Regions from separate parts of the Mus musculus genome. Here region 1 is linked to region 2. The links are chromatin contacts, found by Hi-C or POLR2A ChIA-PET in ENCODE. All regions are on one chromosome and are shown on one strand. The core of a region is the stretch at or near the end of the contact, and the rest is flanking DNA. Distances in the headings are between cores, read along the strand shown.

Region 1 (3,188 bases), core at 455-2,954, 49 kb after region 2:
GGTGGCAAGGTGACCATACCTGCAGATTCATCTCCCTGCCAAAACTTAGATCTCTGACCTTGGTGACCAGCTGGTGCTTGGAATCAAAAGAGGAGATCAGTGGCTAGGCTAGTCTTGGTTTCCTTGCTGAGACAGATAGATGCCTACAAGAAGCAATGTAGAAGGAGGGTGAACCACCAGTTCAGAGGTTTCCAGTCTGTGGTTGGCTGGCTTCCCTGCTATGGACCTGTAGAGAGGCAGAACAGTATAGTGGGACAGAGGAGGACATGCAACCCTAGAAACATGGCCAAAAGGCAGAGGAGAGGGTGACAGGACAAGATACGACCACCAAGGATGTGCTTCAGTGGCCTGCTTCTCCCACAAAGCGTCTACCTCCACAAGTTTCCACTTCCTCCCAGTGACGAGCCCTGAACCCACCAAAGAATCAATCCATTAAGTGGTTTAGAGCATTTCCCAAAGCCTACCAACCAGCTGGCAGCCAAGCTCCAATAACAGGAGCCTTGGAGAGGCAAAGCACACTTCATCCAAACCTTAAAAATGTATGTAGGGAATCGTTCTTCTAACCAGAAGCTCAGGACATAAGCAGGAAGGGGTTTCTGAGATAAGATGGTTCTGGGCAGTGGAGCAGGGGACAGGTGTGACCTAAAAGTATGGCGTTCAGGCTCCAGTGACAGAGACCAAGGTAGCCACAGGAATAAATGAAGCTTCTGATTTCTCATTCATTTGGGGGTAGGGGAGGCAGCAAGGCTAGGAAGCAGAGGGAACCCCATTTTGGATAGAAGACAAAGGATGAGGCATGGTCAGAGCCCAAAGCTTAACATGGTGGAAAGAGAAAACTCACTTCCTCTGATATCCATGCACGTGCATACACACTTATACACATAAAAATACATCAGATAATTACCCAGGAATGGGGGCTAAAGAGATAACAGGGTCAGAGGAGGGCACAGGAAAAGATTGCAATGTCATGTGGAAAACGGGAACTAAATGGGATAGGACAAAGGTTTGCCCACTCCCGGTTGACCCCAAAGCCATTTTGAATGGAGTGAAACAAGATTAGCCGAAGTGTCTTGGTACAATGTTCTTGAGGATATTTGGTTTAGGAAGCTTACGGTGCCACCTGTGAGCCGAGGGCAGGGTGGGGATGAAGGGGTGCTTTGAAAGGAAGCCTCAGCATGGTGAGACACCATAAAGGAAAGAAAGGAGGATTGTTTTGTAGGTCCTCCCTTGACCCAAACCTAGAGATTAAAAAAAAGGGGGGGGACACCAGAAATTGATAGCTTGAGTCTGAGAAAGTGGAGCTTCCCAGACCCTTCTCAGAAGCTGAAGCCAGTACAGCCTCAGCCTTACCTTCTTCCTTGACCCTTGGTCAATGACCTCAGCTTCAAAACCAGTAACTGACCACACACGAGAGCGGGAAGAGAGGCAAGACCTGAGACTAGTCACCTGTGAAAGTGAACCTGAGCCTTACCCGAACCCCTTCTTTCTTCCCCTTACCCATGGGCCTCAATCTCAGCCTCCTCCCCTCCCTCCCATGTGTCCTAAACAAGGCCTCAGTGCTCTGGGTGACTACGGCCAATTCAATCACATCTGTGGGCCTCTTGATGAAATGAGACACTTGGCTGCAATGACCGCCAGCAGCCTCCCCAGCCCTCGTGGCCCGGGGAAGCACAACCTTGGACGTGGATGGGCCGTCTAAGTTGCCACAGGAGCTCCAGCCTCTTTGGAGAGCGGCCCAGGGTTCTGTCACTTGGTAAACATGATGCAGGCCTGTTTGGGGCCTCATAACTGTGGTTTTCTGTTTTCCTCAGCAGTAGCTGCAAGGCCAGGGCTGCAGCTGAGCCAGGCCAGGAGGAAGGGAGCGGGGAGAAAGAAGAACAGCCTCTCCACACTAACCCCTCTGCTTAGCTCAGAAAGTTTACAAAGGGAGGAATCTCATGTGCCTGCTAGACTCTTCCTCTACCTTACCCCAGCTCATTCCTCTTGCAAAGGAAAAGACTTACTCGCAAGCTGTGCTGTCCAGCCTCCGTTTTGGGGAACAGACACTCAGTTCACAGTACTGTTGAACTTTGGAAAGAAGAAACCATGTCTAGAGCTGAGATGTGGGTGACTGGAGACCCTAACCCAAAGCAACAGCCGGCCCTATGGGGCCAGTCTTGTTATTTGGAAACAATTCAGTTTGCCTGGACCCTCCAGGACCTGGCACACAGGAGTCCTGTGTAATCCTGGTTTAATGAGCCAAGTGGAGATGAATCCAGGAAAAGACAAGATTGCTCTTGGAAAGAAACAATGGCAGTGGCTACGGAGGGTGTGACTGATAGGATTGGCACCCTTGGGTTCCCTCGCCCGTCTATGAAACATTCCCCAGCTGCTAGGGACAGGGCGGGCTGCATACCATGTGCTGCCTCTAACCCTGCTGAGAGGAGCTGTCTGATCTGGACATGGCTGGGAATGTGCCATGTCTCCAAGGTCGATCTCTACCTCATCCATGATGTCCATGCCAGGGTAACTCTAAACTACCAGAAATCTCTGATACAGTTCATACTTCCAAGCAGCCCTTGTGGAGGGGCAAAGGCTGTGCTTTCTGTCTCTGCTTAGCATCTCTGGCTCCTTTAGCCTGCTTTCTGGCTACCTTGCTGGATACCTTGAAGAACACCCTCCCTCCATAGCCCGCTTGTGCAGGAATATGTGTTTTAGCTTCTATTTCTAGTGAACCTGACCCAAGATGACAGAGAGCACTCTCCAGATAAGTCCAGCTCTAGACAGCCTCTGCTCTCTAAGCTAAGGGGGTACCAAGCTGCCTGCCCAGCAGCAGGGGAGAATGGAGGGCATAGACAGCTGGCATTTTGCAAGGCCAGAGCTCATCAGTGAAGCTCTGCACATCTGGGGAGTTGGGGGGAAGGGGTATTTGGACTACAGCATTAGCAGAAAGGTGCAGAGTACAGTACAACTGGAAGCCTCTGGGGCTACCAACGTTGCAAGATGCCAAGACTCTCCCCGGCTAGAGAACTGTGGACGAGTTTGTTCTTGTCAGCTGGCAGCACAGACAGGCAGGCATGGCAGAACCTGTGGACAGTGAAGACCAGGCTATCTCAAGGCAAAAAGGATCTAGGGTCCAGGGTAGATCAGGAGACCCCTGGACTTCTGCTAGCTGAGAACTTTACAAATATCATGAAGTCCTTACCTAG
Region 2 (3,187 bases), core at 518-3,017:
AAGAACAGGTTAGATTGTGCGTTTCATCGTCCCTTGGAACACAAGAGTTTGAGGGTCACCGAAGGCCATTTATCAACTTTTTTCCTCAAAAGAATTGATAGCCTAACAGGGCATGTGGAATTCTAGACACATAACTCTGAAGGAACATGGATAATATACCACCAAGATCATGCTTCAGTTAACACACACACATACACACACTCATTCACACATACACACACATATAAAGTCACATACGTATACATACTCACACATATACATACCCACCCATATATACACACATAATCATTTACACATACTCACACTTACATATACACTCACAGAATGCATACACACACTCACATATACATACCCACACATACACATACACTCGCACATATAACACACTCACACATGTACACACACACTCACACATACACACCCACTTACATACATACACACATGCACACACACATGTGCACACACACACACACATACATACACACCAGAGGCTGACCTTAGCCAGTGAAGACCAAGGAAAGGAACCGTCAGGTAAACAAGGCTGAGAAAAGTGGAGAAGACAGGTAAAAGCCTTCAGGGACAAAGCACAAAGTGACACTATGGGGGAAGAGCAGGTAAAGAGGATGCTGGGTAGGGACATGTGAGGGCCAGGGGCCCAGAACCCACCCTGACTTAAACCATGACCCAAGTCAGCAATTGCTTTCAGCTGCCTCGGCATACACATCTGTAAAATGGTTTTATTCCTTTCTTCTATAAGTGTGCCTGGCTCTGGAAGCTTGAAGCTGTCTTCTGGGCATGCGGAAATCCTTCACACACAGGAGAGCTCAGGTGTCAGGACAAGAGGGAAGGGCAGCCGTGAGATCTTGACATACTGGCTGGCCCTCTCCAATTTTCGAAGGTCTGGCTCCTAAAAATAGAAGACTCCATAGGTCTAAAGTTCCCAACAGTACAACAGACAAAGAGGAAAGAGTCGAATCCCAGTCCACCTGAATTGAAGTCCTCGGCTTTGTCATTTACAGTTTTCCCTTGGGCATGCTTCCTCGGGGTCTTCTCCTGTCAATGTGGCTACATGAGAAAGTAGGAGGAACAGGTTAGACCAGAGAAGGGACTGGCTCTTAAGAAAGTAGAGAGCCTTGCACCTCCAGCATGTTCCTCCAAAGCAAATACAGACAGTCCTATGTGAGGGATCCACATGGCGCTTGATGACCCCTGCTGGAGTCCTGTGCAGACAGTCATGTGGCCCTTTGGAGAACAAAGCCCTAAGCATCGCACATAGCATGATTCCTCTGGGGTAGGAGCAGCCACTTCTGTTTGCAAACAGAACACTAGACAACAAACTACAAAAGGGACTTGAGGGAGTTTACTCCTGGGGCCCAGGATCCTGGGCAGGGGCAGTGTGGCTGGAAGCAGGCGTACCTTTTCAATTTGTAATCGCTTTTGAGTCATATTCAAAAACATTCCAAGATGAAATAAAGCGAAAGAAGGCTCAAGCTGCCCTGCAGTTGGGAGCCCTTTGGGGAACTGAAGTGAGCAAGCCAGCCCCTCTAATCCAGATGGACAGGCAGACAGACAGATAAACAGCTTAGAGGCCAAGGTCCCACAGGGCCTGAGGAATGGGCTGTCCCACCCCAGCCCAGCAGGCAGTGGCTGCCCTCTCACCCAGACCCCTGCTGGCAAGCACCGTCCACTCCCTGATCTTCCCGGAATGGACGCTTCCCCAGGCTCATTGCAAAACATCCTGGCTGGAGCTGCAGCCAGGAGTCCAGAAGCAAAGCTCCCTCTGCAGAGCGAGATGCCGCTTCCTGAGGACATTCCGGCCTGGTGTGAGGGCCTGTGGCAGGAGAGGGCAGGAAAGGCCAGGCAGTCATCGGCAGCCAAACTGGGGCCACAGCAGGGCCACGTGCTCACTGGGACGACATCTGGCTGGAGCCATAGCCCAGGTTTTAGAGGACTTGTAATCAGGCACCTCCTCAAGCCCTGCCACCGTCTCTGCTGCAACCCCCTCCACCAGACCCACTGCAGACTCGCTGGGCTTGTTAAGGGAGAAGGGAGCCTCCTTATAAAGAGATCCCTATTCGCAGGCTGCTCCACACACCACGATCCCTTTGCAGAGCTCCAGATTGATTCCAGCCTGGACCAGCTGTCACAAGGGGTCACCCAGGCCCTTCTCTTAACCCCACAGGATGGCAATTCCTTCACCTGGGTTAGAAAGAGATTTTTTTTTTTTTTAGCACAGAGCTCCCTTTTCAAATGTCATCCTCCTGAGAACCTGGCGAGGAATAAAAACACTGAGTGTGACACTGGTGAGAGGCAAGCAGAGAAGCCTGGATTCCAGCCCCTGGGCAGAGCCTAGGAAGCCTGGAGACTCGGAAACCCTTCTGAACATCAGGAAGCCACAGAGACCCTGGCTCTGGTTCTGTCCCTCTGTGCCCTCTCTCGGGCATCTCATGCCCAAAGCAGGTGTATTCTCTACCGCTCTCATCTTTGTCTGGCTAAATTCCAGATCCCAGTACTCACTGTCCACTGGACACCACCTAGATATCCGATAGGCTATAAGAACATCCAAAGCCATCACCTCACACCTCCCCTAATGCAAATGGCTCCTGTCATCAAATACCATTACATCAGCTCTTCTGCACCTTCTAGATTCTCTCCTGGTCAGGATTCACTACTGCCAACATTACCACAACCACAGCCTTCACCATCGCTGTCACCACCATCAACAGCAGCACCACAACCACCACTATCATCACCATAATCATCAGCATCACTGCCAACTTAAAAAAAAAAAGCCACTATCATCATTGTCACCACCAAGACCATAAACATCGCCACCAATATTACAAACATTACCACCATGACCCATCACCATTACCACCACCAAGACTACTACCATCACCATAATCATCATCAACACCGTCGATACCATCACCACAAACACACAAATATCACGGTCAACATCATCACTTTGTCATTGCCATTGCTGTCAACACCACCACCATCACCATCTTCACCAGCACACTCCCTCAACTACTGCCATTGCCTTTATCATCACCTCATCGGTACCATCAGGGTCAGCAAACATCACCATCATCCATTTTAACATTATCCTATCCCCTTCCAGTGTCTCTTACCATCTCTGTGTTCCCTTCCTGCTCAATCCCCTACCTCTTAAAGCACAGGCAGC

Evidence for each region. Hi-C counts contacts between places; a loop is a spot of excess contacts on that map. ChIA-PET counts read pairs that join two places held with the same protein, here RNA polymerase II (POLR2A).
Region 1: a map of gastrocnemius shows a loop between it and region 2 (2.3-fold over the local background). The contact joins two enhancer-like sites. A Hi-C loop is called at or near these places in 4 of 37 maps with a recorded cell type or tissue (ES-E14, gastrocnemius and heart). POLR2A ChIA-PET finds 5 or more read pairs at or near these places in 2 of 5 experiments (both embryonic stem cell).

Annotation. Positions count from the first base shown.
Region 1 is chr14:25,352,269-25,355,456 of GRCm38, forward strand. The region is part of intron 1 of Zmiz1os1 (a long non-coding RNA gene); the gene reads right to left. Among named protein-coding and RNA genes, the nearest start is that of Gm41113, 25 kb to the right of the region's middle. Within about 2 kb of position 1,705, at least 2 of the 3 ENCODE cell types and tissues checked have a DNase peak (open chromatin) inside an H3K27ac peak, as active enhancers do; they include gastrocnemius and heart, where a contact is called at or near this core.
Region 2 is chr14:25,302,902-25,306,088 of GRCm38, forward strand. The region is part of intron 2 of Zmiz1os1 (a long non-coding RNA gene); the gene reads right to left. It overlaps LOC115486423 (a long non-coding RNA gene), which reads right to left. Exons shown (of 2, transcript XR_001781198.1): 2 at 720-3,187. Among named protein-coding and RNA genes, the nearest start is that of Gm41113, 75 kb to the right of the region's middle. Within about 2 kb of position 1,768, at least 2 of the 3 ENCODE cell types and tissues checked have a DNase peak (open chromatin) inside an H3K27ac peak, as active enhancers do; they include gastrocnemius and heart, where a contact is called at or near this core.